3 separate regions of the Homo sapiens genome follow, and regions 1 and 2 are each linked to region 3. A link is an interaction called in ENCODE POLR2A ChIA-PET data of the cell type or tissue named here. Cell type or tissue: CD4-positive, alpha-beta T cell. All regions are shown on one strand. Each heading gives the region's core, and the rest is flanking DNA. Links, peaks and the distances in the headings are about the cores only.

What was found. Peaks named below come from ENCODE experiments on the same cell type or tissue, not always from the same donor. Only the 100,000 strongest peaks of a DNase experiment are listed, where the experiment ranks them.
Region 1: POLR2A ChIA-PET joins it to region 3 with 11 read pairs; 7 of 35 experiments call an interaction of 5 or more read pairs at or near these places.
Region 2: POLR2A ChIA-PET joins it to region 3 with 11 read pairs; 11 of 35 experiments call an interaction of 5 or more read pairs at or near these places.

Annotation. Positions count from the first base shown.
Region 1 is chr12:6,888,327-6,893,672 of GRCh38, reverse strand. It overlaps LOC105369632 (a long non-coding RNA gene), which reads left to right and starts at 4,315. Exons shown (of 4, transcript NR_135083.1): 1 at 4,315-4,367. RefSeq lists an enhancer at 1,489-2,036 and a silencer at 2,304-2,593. In CD4-positive, alpha-beta T cell, for the core only: CTCF peaks have their summits at 2,156 and 2,361; a DNase peak (open chromatin) is centred at 2,442; H3K4me3 peaks cover 1,258 bases; H3K27ac peaks cover 1,338 bases.
Region 2 is chr12:6,935,111-6,942,189 of GRCh38, reverse strand. It overlaps ATN1 (atrophin 1), which reads right to left. Exons shown (of 10, transcript NM_001940.4): 5 at 4,629-6,643; 6 at 4,123-4,345; 7 at 3,013-3,709; 8 at 1,167-1,310; 9 at 636-816; 10 at 1-443. The coding sequence ends at 410. Among named protein-coding and RNA genes, the nearest start is that of RNU7-1, 5.2 kb to the left of the region's middle. RefSeq lists a silencer at 4,592-4,661. In CD4-positive, alpha-beta T cell, for the core only: CTCF peaks have their summits at 3,777 and 3,987 (motif pointing right); DNase peaks (open chromatin) are centred at 3,199, 3,249, 4,139 and 5,369; H3K4me3 peaks cover 1,877 bases; H3K27ac peaks cover 2,691 bases.
Region 3 is chr12:6,719,921-6,726,999 of GRCh38, reverse strand. It overlaps COPS7A (COP9 signalosome subunit 7A), which reads right to left and starts at 2,954. Exons shown (of 8, transcript NM_001164094.2): 1 at 2,821-2,954; 2 at 2,182-2,386. The coding sequence starts at 2,343. RefSeq lists enhancers at 2,300-2,519, 2,650-2,789, 2,820-3,029. In CD4-positive, alpha-beta T cell, for the core only: no CTCF peak of the experiment used is centred there; a DNase peak (open chromatin) is centred at 2,909; H3K4me3 peaks cover 1,667 bases; H3K27ac peaks cover 1,394 bases.

The DNA.
Region 1 (5,346 bases), core at 1-4,000, 170 kb before region 3:
ATTACAGGCGTGAGCCACCATGCCTGGCCAATGCAAAGTATCTTGATACACTGCTCCTTGCAAATCACTGATACTCAAAAGGCTTTCTTTGTATATCTACTAGCCATAGAGTTTGCAAAACCAGATGTATGTTTGTTTGTGTGTGCATGTGTGTGTGTCCCATTTTTCACATTCAAATTATTATTATTGAGATGTAGTCTCACTTTGATGCCCAGGCTAGAGTGCAGTGGCATGATCTTGGCTCACTGCAACCTCTGCCTCCCAGTTCAAGTGATTCCCGTGCCTCAGCCTCCCAAGTAGCTGAGATTACAGGTGACCGCCACCATACCCAGCTAATTTTTGTATTTTTAGTAGAGACCGGGTTTCACTATGTTGGCCAGGCTGGTCTTGAACTCCTGACCTCAGGTGATCTGCCCACCTCAGCCTCCCAAAGTGCTGGGATTACAGGCATGAGCCACTGCGCCCAGCCTGCTTTTCTTTAGTGTTACCTATATCACTTTCGGATGCTCAAATCAAAATCTTTGGGTCATCCTTGCAGAACTGCCAAACAGAACTTTTTCTTGTTTTCTTTTTCTTTTTTTTTTTTTTTTTGCAACAGGGTCTCACTCTGTTACTCAGGCTGGAGTGCAGTGGCACAATCATGGCTCACTGCAGCCTTGACTTCCTAGACTCAAGTGATCCTCCTGCCTGAGCCTCCCAAGTAGCTAGGACTACAGGCATGCACCAACACGCCTGGCTAGTTTTTTTGTAGCGGTGGGGGTCTCCCTATGTTGCCCAGGCTGGTCTCAATCTCCTGTCCTCAAGGGATCCGACTGCCTTGGCCTCCCAAAGTGCTAGGATTACAGGCATGAGCAACTTGCACTTGGCCTCCAATAGATCTTGAGTTCTTCAGTTTCACTCTGCACCCTACTGCCTGGCACAGTGTCTAGCACACAGTAAATGTTCAATAGATACTTTTTTTCTTTTTGAGACAGGGTCTCACTCTGTCACCCAGGCTCAACTGTAATAGCGAGATCACAGCTCACTGCAGCCTGGACCTCTCAGGCTCAAGCAATCCTCCCACCTCAACCTCCAGGGTAGCTGGTATTACAGGAGTGAGCCACTATGCCTGGCCTAAATGTGCTTTTTTAAAAAAAGTAATCAAGAGCACCCTCCCTCAATTTGGATTTGCCCTTACAGATAAACTCCCCTTACCTCCCTCCACGTTGAGAATCACTGCTAAGTCGTGAACAAGTGACAAGCCTCCATGATACCCTGTTAGGATTAACTAGCAAGAAACAGAGGCTCGGAAGGATGTCAAAAGGAAAACTAGGGCCAGGCGCGGTGGCTCACGCATTTAATCCCAGCGCTTTGGGAGGCGGAGGCGGGCGGATCACCTGAGGTCAGGAGTTCGAGACCAACCTGACCAACATGGTGAAATCCCGTCTCTACTAAAAATACAAAATGAGCTGGGCGTGGTGGCGCATGCCTGTAAGCCCAGCTACTCGGGAGGCTGAGGCAACAGAATCGCTTGAACCTGGGAAGTGGAAGTTGCAGTGAACCAAGTTCAAGCCACTGCACTCCAGCCTGGGCGTCCGAATGAGACTGTCTCAAAAAACAAAAAAGGAAAACTAGGAAAAATTGAGTATTTTTAAAAATAGCAAGGATAGACAAAAGAGCATTTACCTTTGTAACAGGTGTGCTACTTTACGCTGCAGTTTCTTTCTCCTCTTTTTGAAAGGGTCTTGCTATGTCACCCATCCTCCCAGAGTATTCACAGGCGTGATCATAGCTCACTGCAGCCTCGACCTCCAGGGCTCAAGCAATCCTCCTGCCCTAGCCTCCTGAGTAGCTGGGACCACAGGCATGAGCCATCGCCCCAGCTACCATAGTTTCTAACACAACCTGGGTGTCTCCCACTTCTGACCTCCCTCCTCGGGGAGAACAAAATGATTGTCTCCCAGTGGAGAGTCCCTAGACATAACCACCATGATAGAAGAAAGAGGGCTGGGGAAGGAAACATTTTGAGGGCTGATGCAATGGAACCCTTTAAAACGTAAAGAACTTTAGTAGGTAAGCCTCAATTAGGAAGTTTCTCACAAGCACTCAGTCCATTCCACTCTCTTCTGGAACCCGAGCTAGAGACGCCCTCAGCAGCCAGTTTAGCGGCGGCCCTCGCCGCCAAGAACGGACTTTCAGCCTCGGGCCCTAGTTTCCGCCCTGGGATCTCTGTTCCGGGCCAGAATGCTCCACGCATGAAAGTCAGCGCTGGGGCCGGAGAAGAGATTGGCGGGGACGGAAGCTGCAGTTCAGGGGAAAGCCCGATGGCGGGCTCCAGTTTCTGTAGCCACTAAGGAGTGAACTACTGGGAGGAGAGCCCGAGACGCGTGCGGCCGCTGTGGGGCGCGCGCGAGGCACTCGGACCGCCGGCCTGCTGCGCTCCCGCTCACGTGACCGCCGCCCGGCGACAGTCAGCGTCTGCCCCGCCCCCTGCCGCGAGCTTTGCCGTGGTTACGCAACTGGCACCTGGGCGGCTGCGCGGGGCGGGGCATTGGCGCTGGGCGGGGAGGAGCGAGGCGTTGATGCGAGGCGGGACGGAGCGTTGGCGCTGGGCGGGACGGCGACCGAGAATCCTGGTTTTAAACATTTTTTGCTGTGTCATTTGCCATTTCCTCCCCGCTAGTGGGCAGGGGGAGGCTCTTCGGAGTTGGATCTTGACTTTGCCATTTTCCAGTTCTGTAGTCTCGGACAATACGTTTAACTTCTCTAAGCCTCAGTTTACGAATCTAAAAATTGGTTTATCTTTGTTGTGAGGATTAAAGGAAATGTGGAGTTTCATCGCAGATTCATTCAACAGTGCTCAGATTAAATAGAGCAGAGTGGGGCCAGCCCCCATTCCGAGCGAGTGTAAGATGGGGAGACTATGTTCTCTTGGTCCCAGTTCTGAGCCCTTCGTTTGTATCTTGTGACGCTGACAGCGATTCTACTGTTTTATGTCTTAAACTAGATTGTAGTGTTTTAAGATACTTCCTTTCTGTATGACATGATCCATCTGAAAGGCCATCAAGCACTTTAGGCACTCAACCGAAGAAACAATTCCCTTCCATGCTAGCATACAAGTCTATCCCCAAAGTGGAAAAAAAAAAAATACGGCCTCAAAAAATCTGTACATTCAATCAAGATTCAAAAAATTTGTGAAGCGAGGTCAGCAGATTCTCCTACAACTGCTAAAGTGACAACGAAGATATGTGGTTAATGAAAATGGCAGGCCGGGCGCGGTGGCTCACGCCTGGAATCCCAGCACTTTGGGAGGCCGAGGTGGGTGGTCCACCTGAGGTCAGGAATTCGAGACCATCCTGGCTAAAACAGCGAAAACCCGTCTCTACTAAAAATGCAAAAATTAGCCGGGCGTGGTGACGGACGCCTGTAATCCCAGCTACTCAGGAGGCTGAGGCAAGAGTATCACTTGAACCCAGGAGGCGGAGGTTGCAGTGAGCCGAGATTGCACCATTGCACTCCAGCTTGGGCAACAAGAGCGAAACTCCGTCTCAAAAAAAAAGAAAAAAGAAAATAGAAAGGCCACTAAACATTACCGAAAGACAAAAACCAGAAATATGTGTCTGGGCCAGGTGCAAGTGGCTCAGGCCTATAATCCCAGCCCTTTGGGAGGGCAAGACCAGAAGCTAATCCTCTTGAGGCCAGGAGTTGTAGGCTGCAGTGAGATATGATTGCACCACTGCACTCCAGCCTGGACAACAGAGCAAGACCCTGCCTCTATATATTAAAAAGAAAGAAAACCAAAAAGAAATATGTGCCTTACAATGGCAAGACGTGGCAAAAAAAGAGAAGAAAAAAACTCTTCATCTCAAGTCATAGTTCAAACCTCCTACTAGAGAAGTCAGCCTTTGGATGGAAAGATTTCAAAACCAGCCAAGGATGGCATAATGATTTTAGAAGCCCATTTAAACCTCAAAAACACACAAACTATTGGTGAGATGTGTCTGTAGAGGAACAGACAGCACAACCCACTCAGAGCTATTAGAAAGGTTTATTGGCATAGGCCAGGCACGGTGGCTCACGCCTGTAATCCCAGCACTTTGGGAGGCCAAGGCAGGTGGATCATGAGGTCAGGAGTTCGAGACCAGCCTGGCCAACATGGTGAAATGCCGTCTCTACTAATAATACAAAAATTAGCCGGGCATGGTGATGGGCACTATAATCCCGGCTACTCGGAGGCTGAGGCAGAAGAATTGCTTGAACCCAGGAGGCAAAGGTTGCAGTGAGTCAAGATCGTGCCACTGCACTGCAGCCTGGACAACAGCGCAAGACTCCATCTCAAAAAAAAGAAAAATTACTGGTGAAAAGGCCATCTTCCAGAATACCATGAGGTTAGTGGTTGCTATCTTCTGGGGAAAGATGCCCAACTGCATTTAATATTTCCAAACTAGAAACACAAGGCCCTGGTTTGAAAGCAACTCATGATCTTCTGAATGCTATTCCCCTCCACCCTTTGCCCTTGCCCCCAAGTGCAGGGGCAGTGTAGTTCTACAGGGCTGTCATTCTACAAATCCTGGTGCCCTTTAAAAAAAAAAACAAAACAAACAAACAAAAAACGGCGGTACGGTGGCTCACACCTGTAATCCCAGCCTTTGGGAGGCTGAGATGGGCAGAGCACTTGAGGTCAGGAGTTCAAGACAGCCTGGCCAACACAGTGAAACCCCATCTCTATTAAAAATACAAAAATTAGCCAGGCATGGTGGCACACCCCTGTAATCCCAGCTACTCGGGAGGCTGAGACAGAATTGCTTGAACCTGGGAGGGAGAGTTTGCAGTGAGCAGAGATTGAGCCACTTTACTCCAGCCGCGGCTGCAGAGCGAGACTGTCAAAAAAAACAAACAAACAAAAACCTGCCTGTGCTCTAGCAATCAAATGCAAAGTCCTGGGTGACTGTAGTACTTTCCCTGATTCAGTTTCAAATATCTTCATTCTAGAAGTCAAGCAGGACCTCAAAGAGAAAAAATCTGGCTTTGTGCTGCAGGACACAACAATACCACACTGATGTACCACACACTTTATGAATGTGCTCATAAAGGCGCTGAATGAAGGTTTCCTGTCCCAACATGACTCCATCCTTCACTCTGCTGATCTAAGCATTATTTGCTGTTTCAAAGCCACATACATTAGGCTGAGATTCTCCCTTGACTCCCAGAGCCATGGATGCTGACCCTAATCTTAATGTGGTAAAGATCTGGAAGTCCTTCCATATTGCTAGTTGCATCATTTCTATTTAAACAGGCAATGGGAGGCCAGGTGTGGTGTCTCACGCCTGTAATCCCAGCACTTTGGGAGGCTGCAGATCTCTTGAG
Region 2 (7,079 bases), core at 2,529-6,528, 210 kb before region 3:
GGGCGCGCACACAGGGATCGGGGAGGGGCAGGGGTGGCACACGATGCTACGCAAAACAGCCACATCTAACAGATGAAATAATCACACCAACGGGGCAGGGGAGGGGCGGCGGCCACAGGGGTTGGGCATGGGGGAGGAGAAAAGCAGGGGGGACAAGGAAGAGAGACCTGGTCCAAGATTCTGTGCGCTTTCTGTCCCCATCCTCGCCACCTCCCCACCTCTGCACACCACATCGGGCCTTGGCCTTCTGTCTGTCCCTCCCTCCCCCACTCTCTGTCCAGCTGCGGAGGCCCTGCAACTGAGCAGCACCCTCTTGGCTCTGGGTGGCAGGCCAAGGGCACGGTGGGGGGAGGGTGGGGGTGCTCCAAGGTCCAATGTAGGAGCCATGGTGCTCTCTTGATCGCAGGTTCTACAGTGGCTTGTCGCTTTCCTTCTTCAGGTGACTAGGGAAGGGGCAGTGCATAGCAGAGAGGTAAGAGACTTGAGACCAACTCTGACCTTGCCCCCTCTTACCGAAGGGGTTGGGAGAGGAGGGGTTCCCTCCCCCAGGAGCACGGTGCCCAGCCGTACCATGCCCACAGCTCCTCCCAGGCTCGCTGAGCCCATGTCCCCTGGGCTGGGGCACCCTAGGGTACCTGTAGTAGTCCTCCTGGGCAGGCAGCGGCACACTGTGCAGCGGGTGATGGGCATGCAGCCACTGCTGCTGTTCCAGCGCCAAGCGCTGCAGCTCAGCTGACTGTGCGTGCATGGCCTGCAGCTGATGAGCTGCTGACATCGGGGCAGAAAGGGAGGCCGGCAGGTCCCGGTAAGGGGCAGCTGTGAGCAGGAAGGGCAAGGGGCATATGACCAACGGATAACAAGTACCTGCTCTGGACCAGGGGATAGCCAGCTCCTTTACATACAAAGGTAATGAACTAAAAAGTGAGGTAACACACCCAGTTCTGTAAGTTGCCAGTGGTAGGGTGGAATTGGGATTCGAACCTCTTAGGCTGACACTAAAACTCGTGCTTCTCTTGGGCAGAGCTCCAGCTCTCCTATTCCCATGCCCAGCTCCTCTAGGCACCTCCTCATCCCTCCCCAAGCCCAACTAGGCCCATCCCCCCACCCAAATACCTCCTTTCTGCCCTTTTCTCATTGGAGCTGCCTACCCCAACTTCCATCCTTACCAAAGAGCTGGTGACGAAGAACTTCGTTCTCGTGCAGAGGGTGAGGAAGCAGGGGGTTAGGGAGAGTTCCAGCTGGGTAGGGGATCCGGGTAAGGTGAGACCCTGAGGCCAGGGGGTCAATGAGAGGGTGCACCGAGGCAGAGGCTGGAGGGCAGAGAAGAGGAAGGTGTCACCAGAAGGCAGGTTTGGGGCAAACCATGCATTTGGGTGAAGGGATCCAAGCCTGGGAACTGAGTCAGACAAACACAAGGAGGTCCAAAGTGGAACAAAGGCAGAGTGGAAGAACTAGAGGCCTGGCAGGGGTGGACAGGCTGAGCCCTACTGGAGGAGGGACATATGGATGACACAGGACAGGAGATTACAGTCATCAGAAGGGTCTGAGGGGAAGGACAGAGAGAGGTAGACTGCGTGAAGAAGGTGGAAGATGATAGAAGTTTAGAAAATAAGACAAGAAGAGGCCGGGCACAGTGGCTCAAGCCTATAATCTCAGCACTTTGGGAGGCTGAGGCAGGCAGCTCACCTGAGGTGAGGAGTTCAAGACCAGCCTGGCCAAGATGGTGAAACCCTGTTTCTACAAAAAATACAAAAAAATTAGCCAGGCAGGGTGGCACACGCCTATAGTCCCAGCTCCTCGGGAGGCTGAGGCAGGAGAATCGCTTGAACCTGGGAGGTGGAAGCTGCAGTGAGCCGAGATCGCGCCACTGCACTCCAGTCTGGGCAAAAGAAAAAAAGGAAGCCGGGTGCGGTGGCTCACGCTTGTAATTCCAGCACTTTGGGAGGCCAAGGCGGGTGGATCACAAGGTCAAGAGATCAAGACTATCCTGGCCAACATGGTGAAACCCCGTGTCTACTAAAAATACAAAAATTAGCTGTACTTGGTGGCACACGCCTGCAGTCCCAGCTACTCGGGCAGGCAGTGCCTGCTGAGGCAGAAGAATCACTTGAACCCCAGAGGCGGAGGTTGCAGTAAGCCGAGATCGCGCCACTGCACTCCAGCTTGGTGACAGGGCGAGACTCCGTCTCAAAAACCAAAAAATGGTGAAAGGATAGTAAGTAAAGCTCATTATCGCCTATGACACCCAAACCCAAAGCTACAGGGCCCTTTCTAGAAAGTTACAGATCTAGAGATGGGGAAAAACATGAAAGACCTCGCAGAGGGAGAAGAGGAGAAAATGGCAAAAAATGAGTTGAATCCAGAGAAATCAGAAGATAGGTTTGTGGGTTGGGCACGGTGGCTCACGCCTGTAATCTCAGGACTTTGGGAGGCCGAGGTGGGTGGATCGCTTTGAGCTCAGGAATTTGAGACCAGCCATGGCCAACATGGCGAAACCCCGTCTCTACCAAAAATACAAAAAGTAGCCAGGTATGGTGACACACGCCTGTAATCCCAGCTACTCCAGAGGCTGAGGTAGGAGGATCACTTGAGACCGGGAAGTCGAGGCTGCAGTGAGCTGTGATTGCGCCACTACACTCCAGCCTGGGTGGCAGAGCCAGACCATGTCTCAAAAAAATAAATAAGAAGACAGGTTTGTGAAGGGCTTGGGAGAATGGGGCTGTGAGAATAGAAAAGTGTCCTTCAAAAGCTCCCGTGTGGGCCTCTGTCATGGGAAGGATACTAGACTATGGAGAGAACTGGGCTGTGGGGCATACAGGCTTTGTGGCCAGGGAAGGCCATGAGAAGACAAGGCTGAGAGAACGTCAGGGAGGCAAAGTTCAGGGCAGCAATCTCAGGAAAGGTTCATGCCAGGCCAGGGGAGGAAAGTCTTGGCCATAGGAATGAAAGAGCCCAGTCATGATAGGGGGAAGGTGGCCCCAAAGGGCCAGGGCAAGGAAGGAGGGGTCTCACCTGCATGGATAGCATCTTGCTGGTGCAGGTGCAGGTGCGAGTGGATGTGGGAGTGCTGGTGGTGATGGGGAGTCACATTGAGCATCTGCAGCCGGGCCAGTGGGTCATTGCCCAGGGCCGCCACCCTTTCTGCGTGCTGCCTCTCAGCTGCCAGCCGCTCAGCATAGGACATGTCAGGCCGCAGGGCTGGCCCAGCTGCCAGCGCTAGACGTTCTCGCTCCAGGGGCCCCAGGCTCGGATGAAAGGGGAAAGGGTGCAGGCCAGGTGGGCCAGGCTGCAGAGCCAGGCCCCCATGTCGGGGAAAGGGATCCAAGCCCGGCCCAGGGACCCCATGTAGGGGTTCCAGCTCACTAGGCTTCACCTCAAAGCCAGGCTTGAGGCGGTCACGGAGGTCTCGTTCACGGGCTTCCCGTTCCCTCTCCCGGGCAGCTGGATCACTGCTGTACAGGGCCGGGACATTGTAACCCAGGAGCCCCGGGTCCACTGCCCCCAGGGGCACGTAGAATGGATGGTTGCGATTGCCAGGAGACATGACATGAGGCCGGGCATATTCACTGAGAGTGCGCAAGGCTGGAGTGTCAGGACCCAGGTAGGGGGGCACTGTAGCCACCGCACTGCCCGGTTCAAATGGAGGGCGATGGGGCACTGGGCCCAGAGATGGGCATTCCACCGGAGCACGGCCCTCCTGAGCCAACTTCTGTGGGATACAGGGAAAAGTGGAGTCAAAGCGGCAGTTATGAAAAGAGGTGGCTGGTTTTAAGCTGCCCATTTGTTTCGACAGCCGAATGCCAAAATGCCTCAACTCATTGAAACTCTGCCCACCTGGAACTTAACTGCGGCCCCCGCTCCCGAATATTTGCCCTTCTTGGGATCCACAGGTAGTCCCATCTGAGCATGCCTTTTCCCAACCCAGGAATGCAGATGGCTCTCGCTGAAAACCTTTTGGGCTCCATTTCCTGGGCTGCAGTGGTACCTCCCCTCCGACAGGTGGCGACGTGACTCGCCCGCCCACCCAGCCACAGCCCCGCAGCGTAGCGTAGCGCAGCGCAGCGCAGAGGGAAGGAAGGAAAGAGGGAAAGAAGGCGGTGGCGCAGGCAGTGACGCACTCACCACGCTGCGTTCAAGCTCGCGCTCCTTCTCGCGCTCGCGCTCTTTCTCGCGTTCCCGCTCGCGCTCGCGCTCCTTTTCTTCGCGCGCGCGCTGCTCGGCCTCGCGCCGCACCTTCTCCACCAGGTCGGCCCGCTTCTTGGCCAGCTTGGAGCCCTCCAGTGGCACGAAGTACAGGTCGCTGCGCGCGCACGAGTTGAAGCCGCGATCCAGGTGTTTGTTGAACCTGCCGGGCGTGGAAGCAGCGGGCGCTCAGGCGGTGCGAGCTGCCCGATGGAGCCCGCAGCGCCGCGGCCCCGGCGAGTGCTTGTAGCCCCCGCCTCAAAACCACCCCTGCAGGCTGTGAGCTGCTGCGGGCCTCACTGGCCACTAGGCCTGGACGGAGGAGAGGGGCGTGCTTTTCTAAAACACTACACCAGCGCAAGGCCCCTCCCTGCTACTCCCTCTCTCGTCGCCGCCTTGTCGTCGTCCCCTTTCCAGGCCCACCTCCGCCCCACCTGGCCGCTCACCTGGCAGACTGACTGGCATGGCTGGGTACATCTACCACCTTGGGAGGGGGCGAGGGGCTGCGGGCTGGGGGCACCGGGCTCTCGGGGGTCTCATACTCCTCAGCCGGCTCCTGTTTGATCTGCGTGGCGCTCAGGGGCGGCCCTGAGGCAGGGGCCGCAGGTGGTGGTGGCAGCGATGGCAGGCCTGAGGGCCCCGCAGGTGGCAGGGGCCCAGGTCCCACGGTGGGCGAGCCCGGCTTGAAGGTCCCTGGGCCTGCAGGTGGCGAGGTTCCTCGATAGCCCGGTGGGGTCCCCGTTCGGAAGGAGGGAGGCGACCCGGGTTTGTATCCGGGTGGGGTGGCTGTCTTGTAGGCCCCCGGGGACGGGGCTCTCTTTCCGTACGGTGGGGGCCCAGGTGGGGAGGCCGTTTTGTAGCCTGCTGGCGAGGAAGCCACGGTGGCAATGACCGTGGAAAGGGTAGCCGAAGAGGTGGTGACCGTAGGCACCGGTGGGAAAGGGTAGGGCGCCCCTTGAGGGCCCTGGGAAGGGGAGGGGTGTGAACATGGGTAGGACCCTTGAGAAGTGGAAGAGGAAGAGTTGGAAGAGGAAGAGACTGGAGGGCCATTGGGGCCTGCTTGGCTGTAGGACACCTGGCTGTGAGGTGGGGGCAGGTGTGCTGGCCCTGGTGGGTAGGGCCTCAGAGACCCCAGGGAGGGAGACATGGCGTAAGGGTGTGCGTGGTGGGAGCTACCGCCCTCCAGTGGGTGGGGAAATGCTCCAGGAGGAGGGGGCCCAGAGTTTCCGTGATGCTGCTGCTGCTGCTGCTGCTGCTGCTGCTGCTGCTGCTGCTGCTGTTGCTGTTGCTGGTGGTGATGGTGATGTGTTGAGACTGGTGGGTGGGCGGTGGACTGGGCCCCAGTAGAGGGAGGGAAGGGGCCTGGATGGGCATTGCTGTTGGCTAAGAGGCGGCCATAGGGAGGAGGTGGTGGGGGACCCTGGCTCCACACAGCCTGGGATGGGAGAGAAGGCTGAGTATACTTGGGGGGCTGATTGGAGACAGAGAGGCTTGTTGGGGGAGGGAAAGAGTGGGGGTAGCTGGGCAATGCCTGGGAAGCTGGGAAGGGGGAGGCAGAGGAAGAGGAGGAAGAACTGGAAGAGGAGGCTGCTGCAGAGCTACTACTAGAGGATGAATAAGGAAACCTCATGGGGGGCGCTGGAGCAGAAGAGGAAGCAGGAGGCAGAGAGTGGGGTGAAGGAGCCAGAGTTGGGCCCTTCTCTGGGCCAGGAGGAAGTCCACCCATACCCTGTCCCATGGCGTGGGGAGAGGGCAGATGACCAGGTAGTGGTTGGGCCCCCAGGCCAGGGGGAGAGGCTGATGCATTGTTGAGGGGTCTCAGGGCAGGTGGGGGAGGCAGGTTCGGTGTCACATGGGGGAAGTTGGCTGGTGGTGGAGCAGAAGGTAGGTTCCCACCACCCACTGGAGTGGTAGGCGGCTTTGTTGGGGGAGCACCACTAGCCCCAGAGCTTGATACTGAAATGGGAGTAGTGGGTGGGGGGTGCTGCTTACCCCCATTAGGGCCCCCCACTGATGAGGCAGCCCCTCCCCCCTTGGGACCCATTGGGGGTCCAGACAAAACTCCACCAGTGCCCCCAGGATAGAGCTGTGGGTGAGGGGGAGGGGCCCCAGGAGGAGCCTGGAACATTCGAGATGTGGGGGGCTCCATGGGAGCATGATATCCAGTGGGTGTCACAGAAGGATGGGGTTCAAAGCTAGCCTCTGGCTGTCGAGGGGTGCTGTCTGGCGGTTGAGGGGAAGGAGGAAAGAGTGGAGGTGGGTGGTAGGGGCGGGCTGGGCCCTGGGACAGGCCAGAAGATGAGTCAGAGTCATTCTCCACACTTCCAGGGCTGTAGATACTGGGGGACGTGCTTCGGTTGTCCTGGTCGATATCCCTAGGGTCGCTGCTGCCATCATCATTAAGGCTCCGCCCGTCCAAGCTATCCAGATCGGAGGGAGACTGTGGCCGAGGGAGTTCCTGCTGTAGAAAAGGGAAGACTCATTTTTTCTCTTTTCCTTTCCTGCTTCCCTGAGATTTGGGGCTCTCTTGCATAAAATCATTTCCCCTCACAGCACACTGTTGTACTGTGATGTGGTGAGTACTCTTGCTCAAGCCCACCTCTTACCATCTGGGGATTTCTCACTTTCCTCACATTCTTGGCTGCTCCCTAGCAGCCAGTCTTGTTTCCCGCCTGTAAAACCCTATTCCTTCCTCAAGGATCCATCTCAAGCACCTTGTCTCTACCCACAGCTGACTCCAACTCCCTGTCTTCCACCATCTCATAACCACCACTTTAACCATCCTCCATCCCCCAAGCCCTTGGTTTTTATACCACTTCTGGCCGGGCACAGAGGCTTACACCTGTAATCCCAGCACTTTGGGAAGCTGAAGCGGGCGGATCACTTGATGCCAGGAG
Region 3 (7,079 bases), core at 1,336-5,335:
TTTCAACAAGATTATAGACCCAGTCTCAGGTATCCCACAGAGCTATGCAGTAATTGCCTCGCAAGAAATACTTGCTAAATAAATAAATAATTCAGATTTCTATCCATTCATCTTCTCTCTTCAACTGGAATGCAAGCTTCAGAAGGGTAAGCTCCATGCCTGGTGCTTTTCTTGTATTCCCAGACCATAAGAAGGGTAGTAAAGAGCCACTTAATAAGTGCTTCTTTTTCTTTTTCTTTGAGATGGTGTCTCACACTGTCACCCAGGCTGGAGTGCAGTGGCGCGACCTCGGCTCACTGCAACCTCCGCCTCCCTTTTTTTTTTTTTTAAATTATACTTTAAGTTCTGGGATACATGAGCTTTTGTTTGTTTTATTTATTTATTTATTTTTTTTTTTGAGACAGAGTCTCACTCTGTTGCCCAGGCTGGAATGCAGTGGTGCAATCTCGGCTCACTGCAACCTCCTGCCTCCCAGGTTCAAGTGATTCTCCTGCCTCAGCCTCCCGAGTAGCTGGGATTACAGGCGCCTGCCACCGCGCCCGGCTAATTTTTGTATTTTTAGCAGAGACGGGGTTTTGCCATCTTGGCCAGGCTGGTCTTGAACTCCTGACCTCATGATCCACCCACCTCGGCCTCCCAAAGTGCTGAGAACAGGCATGAGAGGCATGAGCCACCATGACTGGCCCTGTTTTTCGTTTTTGTCTTGTTTTTTGAGATGGAGTCTCGCTCTGTCGCCCAGACTGGAATGCAGTGGCTCGAACTCAACTCACTGCAACCTCAGCCTCACCCTTCCAAGCAGCTGGGACTACAGGCGCCCGCCACCACACCCGGCTAATTTTTTGTATTTTTAGTAGAGACGGGGTTTCACCATGTTAGCCAGGATGGTCTCCATCTCCTGACCTCATGATCCGCCCACCTCAGCCTCCCAAAGTGCTGGGATTACAGGCATGAGCCACCGTGCCCAGCCCTGTTTGTATTTTTAACAGAGACAGGATTCTGCCATATCGGTTTCACCTCCTGCCCTCAGGTGATCCACCTGCCTTGGCCTTCCAAAGTGCTGGGATTACAGGCATGAGCCACCGCACCCAGCCAAGTGCTTCTTTTTCATCACTTTGATTGATACTCTTTAGTTCCACTGCAGATGAAAGCAGGGAAAAGTCAGCCAGTTTTCTCCATATCACAGAGTGATCCAAAAGGTTAAACCACAGGCCCCAAATAACTTAGCTCAGTTTACCCACATACCACTGTCAGCATGTCAGGACTCAGGCTGCCTCCTCTGATTGTAAATTAACTCTGCCACTTTTGTGTGAACGGTTCTCTCTGCTGTGTTCCTAGCAGTTTGCCATGTGTCTCTGGGAAAAAGACACGTTCTCCCTTAGCTAACTTGAATAGATTAGCATATGCTGCACATAGGGAAGAAAAGGGCATGCTAATTTAACATGTTCACTCTCCACTTGTACCAGACTTCACACTTTCCCATAATCTCACTTTATTCCCACAACAGAGAGGGGCAGTATTGTCTCCATTTTTAAAAGAGAAAGTTGGCTAGGTGCGGTGGCTCAAGCCTGTAATCCCAGCACCTTGGGAGGTCAAGGCGGGCGGATCACGAGGTCAGGAGATCGAGATCATCCTGGCTAACACAGTGAAATCCCATCTCTACTAAAAATACAAAAAAGTTAGCCGGGCATGGTGGCGGGCGCCTGTAGTCCCAGCTACTGAGGAGGCTGAGGCAGGAGAATGGCGTGAACCCAGGAGGCAGAGCTTGCACTCAGCTGAGATCACGCCACTGCACTCCAGCCTGGGTGACAGAGCAAGACTCCGTCTCAAAAAAAAAAAAAAAAAGAGAAAGCTGAAGCCCTAAAACAAAAGTGACCTGATCAAGGTGACATGAGAATTAACAGCTACTACACTGGTGGAGACCGGCTGGAAATCAGGTTTCCTATTCTGAATAGGATGCTCTTTTGCTTAAAATGAAAAATAGTGGGCTTTACAGATCCCTTATCTCCAAAGGAGAGCTGGTTTGCTTGTTCACTGGTTACTTCTGCAAGTTGGCATTTAATTATCACTGTTTTCTTGTTCAACTGAATGGTTATTGGATCACAAAATGAGCCCTGCCCACCCATTCTCAAATTCAAACCTTTGCCCACGCTTCTCTGAGGGCTATTCAAGCCAGCAACCCACCTCTCTAACATTGGGCATGTCCAGCAGTTCTCCAAACACGTAGACACCAGGGGCCTCCAGCACCTGATGGATGAGTGTGGCCAGCGCTGCCCCCTTGGCCGACTTGGCTAGGAGCAGAAATTGCTCCTGGTTCTGCCCTGTCACCTTCACTTCCGCACTCATCACTGCACTGAGTGTGGGGGACTTGGGCTCAGGATGTCCAGAGCTGCAAGGAAAGAGGATGTGAAGCTAGAGGTCCCCGATGGCTGGTCGGATGGGAAGCACAAGGCTGAGGGACTGGATTGTAAAGGCACTAAGTCGGTTCTGCGGTGAGGAATCAGACATGGAGCGGTCTAAAATTCTGATCTAGGAATCCTAAAGTCAGCCACTTCGCAAGGCTGCCACACCCACCCCCTCCCCTGGGCCTAACCCCAAGCCCCATCACGTGCACCCCATTGAACCCCAAGACACAGGATGCAAAGGAGAAATGGGTGTCGCATGGTGTCCACCCTGACGACGCTCCCTCAGCTCTCCATTGCTGCCCCGCACGCGCCCACAACCACGTGACCTCACCCCCATTGAAGCTTACACGTGGCTCCGCCCCCTCCCTTAAAGACACCGCCCAGCGACCGTGGGCTCCCGCCGACTGCTTCGTCGTACCCTGGGTCAGGCTCTGCGGGCCGCTACCTGGAAGCTTCGACCTCCAGCGCACCGGGCGGGGCCGCCGCTCCGTCACCTCCGGCAGCTGTTCCAAGCCTTTCCTGCCACCTCCCTGAAGAGTCGCTCTGGCCACTAAACTCTATGGCGGGCTTCCGGCCGTACTTCCGCTCTAAGGACGCAAATTTCGGCAGGACATGCCCCACCCCCGCGTTCCGACCGCTGAAGCTCCAGTGAGGGACGCAGGCATTCTACTCTTCGATTGGTCGCTGGGGGAAGAATGACGGGCGCCTTTTTAAATGCTTTATTTCAATAAAACTTTATTAGTGGAAGAGCGCCAGCTATTAACTACAGACGTCTCTGGTGGGTCCCTGGTCCCGGCCCATTCTGTGTCTGTTCTAAGCCGCTGGAGAGCTGGAGATCAGGACTGCACTGGGTACCTGAGGCAAGAGAAAAGCTGTAACGGAAGGAGTGAAGAAGAGGGAAAAAAACGGGATGAGGAAACAAGGGGCAGAGAGGAAGCAAACAAAAATCAATAATAGAAGTTTAGCAGCAGAGATCACCTAGGTGGTTCAACCACTCACTTTTTTGAAGAGCAGGAGAAAAGAAGCGAGAAAAATAAAAGAGAGAATAAAGCTAACATGTATTGAGTGCTTACTATTGGTCAGACATCTTTTAAAATTTTATTCCGTTGAATCCTCACAAATATTCCCCTGTGACTTCAGGACACCCTCTACCATGATTACTACATATGTATTAATACTTGTAGAATGATGCTTTCAGTACATGGACTCTTAATTTCTTGGGGAGGAAAAAACCCTATGTGGTTCTCATTTTACAGAAAAGGAAATTGAGGCTCATAAAAATCCAAGGATTTATCTGGAGCTTTTCAAACTCAAAACCATCTTTCTACTTCAATATGATACTTTAATAAAAACAAAAACAACTAACATTTCTATAGTGTTTTATATTTCACAACAGGCTTGCAGAAGGTCAAGTGAGGGTAAAGTTAATGACATCTTGGCCTTTGTGTTAAGCCATGAGCATTACTTAATTCATCTGATACAACGATCTAGTAATTGTTATCTCCACTTTCCAGATGGAAAAACTGAACTCAGGAAAATTAAGAAACTTGTAAGTAATGGAAAGACAAGAAAGTGAAAAAGAGAAAGATAAAGAGAAATAGGACTCGTAGTCTGTTAGGGCTAAAGGAACTGCAGATGCAGTTTATGGTCCGCATATTTTGGTTTGTGATAGAAAATAAGCAGAAACACAGAAAGGAAAGAGAAAGGAGGAAGAGGAGAAGAAGAAATGAATGGAAAAGGTGAAACAAAAGTGAGTAGAAGGAATCAAAGGCATAATAAAATATTCAGAGTTTGAAGGAAGCAAGGAATTAATGAGTCCAAACATTATTATTATTATTTTGCATCCACCCCTCCCCGCCCCAAGCTTATCTTTTTTTTTTTTTTTTAATTTGAGACGGAGTCTCGCTCTGTCGCCCAGGCTGGAGTGCAGTGGCGCGATCTCGGCTCACTGCAAGCTTCGCCTCCCGGGTTCACGCCATTCTCTGGCCTCAGCCTCCCGAATAGCTGGGACTACAGGCGCCCGCCACTACGCCCGGCTAATTTTTGTATTTTTAGTAGAGACGGGGTTTCACCGTGTTAGCCAGGATGGTCTCGATCTCCTGACCTCGTGATCCGCCCGCCTCAGACTCCCAAAGTGCTGGGATTACAGGCGTAAACCACTGCGCCCGGCCAAGCTTATCATTTTTAGAGAGAAGGGAAAAACATGTAAGATGAAGGGATGAGAAAATAACCCGTATTTGTTCTATTTTGCGCCAAGTGCTTTATTTGTTCATTTTTTACTTTTTTTTTTTTTTTTTTTTTTTTTTTTTTAGAGGCATGGTTTCACTCTGTTGCCCAGGGTGGCGTGCAGTGATGCGATCACAGCTCACTGCAGCCTCGATTGTTCAAATTTTTATCTTATTTATTTTTTTTTGAGACAGTCTTGCTCTATGGCCCAGGCTGGAGTGCAGCGGCACAATCTCGGCTCATTGCAACCTCCACCTCCCAGGTTCAAGCGGTTCTCCTGCCTCAGCCTCCCAAGTAGCTGGGATTACAGGGACGCGCCACCATGCCCGGCTAATTTTTGTATTTTTAGTAGAGCTGTGGTTTCACCATGCTAGCCAGGATGGTCTCGATCTCCTGATCTCGTGATCCACCGGCCTCTGTCTCCCAAAGTGCTGGGATTACAGGCGCGAGCCGCCGCACCCGGCCGATTGTTCAAATTTTTATTCGATCTTTGCAACCCTATGAGGTGCATATTAGTGTCTCAATTCACCTGTGAGGACACTTAGGAATACAGAAGTTAAATAGTTTGTTGAAGGTTACCGGTCTGTGATGAAACTGAGATCTAAATGCAAGTTTGTCTGATTCCAACACTGTATTGAGAAAGATAAGCGAGCTGGGCGTGGTGGCTCAGGACTGTAATCCCAGCACTTTGGGAGGCTAAGGTAGGCGGATCGCTTGAGGCCAGGAGTTCGAGACCAGACTGGCCGACATGGTGAAACCTCATCTCTACTAAAAAAATAATAATTAGCAGAGCGTGGTGGCAGACCCCTGTAATCCGAGCTACTCAGGAGGCTAAGGCAGGAGAATTGCTTGAACCCTGAGGAAGGAGAAGGGGACAGAGGTTGCAGTGAGCCAAGATCCTGTCTCTGCACTTCCGCCTGGGCAACGGAGCAAGACTCCGTCTCAAAAAAAAAAAAAAAAAAAGAAAGAAAGAAAGAAATGAGCCAGACAGAGTGGCTCATGCTTGTAATCCCAGCACTTTGGGAGGTCAAGGCAGGTGGCTCACTTGAGGTCTTGAGATCAGGAGTTTGAGACCAGCCTGGCCAACATGATAAAATCTCATCTCTACCAAAAATACAAAAATTAGCCGGGTGTGGTGGCGCATGCCTGTAATCCCAGCTCCTCGGAAGGCTGAAACAGGAGTATCTCTTGAATCCAGGAGGCAGAGGTTGCAGTGAGCCAAGATTGTGCCATTGCACTCCAGCCTGGGTGACAGAGCAAGATTCTGTCTCAAAAATAAATAAATAAATAACATTTAAAAAAAGAAAGAGAAGCAGGAAAAAAGCAGAAAGGAAAGAGCGACAGAGAAGAGAGCACAAAGAAAGAGATAACCTGAGATTTACTCCTGATTTGGTCTTAAACCAGCTGTGACCTTAAAGCAAATCAAGCCATTTTGTGGTATCTCCTCTTCCATATCCGCCAAGAGAGATTAGATGTTAAGGCCAATTTGGGTTCTGATGTCTTATGGTTCTATAGGAGAAAAAGGAGTGAGAGGAGAATATGAGAGAACAATGAGTAAGGAGATAAAAGAGAGTTTGGAGAAAGACAGGAGAGGAAATGGACTAAAGAAGTAGGATTAGAGAGAGAAGAGGAGGAGCAGGAGGAAATGTGAGAAAGATAAGAAAAAGGAGTAGAAATGGGAAAAGAAGAGGAGAAAGTGGGAAGAAAAATAAAGGTGTCCCAAGAAGAGGATGGGAACTAAGTAAATATAAGCAAAGTCCTGGAGGTAACATTCATTCATTCGTTACTAAGTGGCAGTTATATACAAGGGTATGTGCCAGGTGCTGTTTTTCATGCTAATTATAGAAAAGATGCACTGAAATAAAGCTAGAAAAGCTGACTGACATCCAAAGAGTCAAACATGTAAGAAAATATTTATCATTGAGTCAAAAGATATTATTGTTCTAGCTCCTGGAGAGGTAGACAAAATCCCTGCCTTCTTGCTACTTGTATTCTTGTGGTAGAATTCAGGCCTTAAATAATTACAAGGTGATAAATATGAAGAAAAACAAAAACAAGGTAAGGGGGATGGGGAATGCAGGAGACATTTGTTATTTAAGGTCCTTAGGAGGGCCTCCCTGACAAGGTGATAAGGAGCCAGTTGGATGGATTTGTATGGGAATTTCACAAGCAGAGCAAACTACCAGTGCAAAGGCCCCGTGATGGGGACATACTAGATGTGTCTGAAGAGCACCAAGGAGGCCTTGTGGCTGGACCTGATTGAGAAAGGGGAGAGGAGGCAAGGTAGAGCGAGAGCAGGGTGTCCAGATCATGTCTTATGGGCGACTGTAGGGACTTTGGCTCTTGCTTAGAGTGAGATGGACGGCCAGTGGAGGATTTGAGCAGAGGAGTGACACCATCTGACCCACACGTTTAACATATTAAAATGGCTACACGGGCAGAACCAATTAG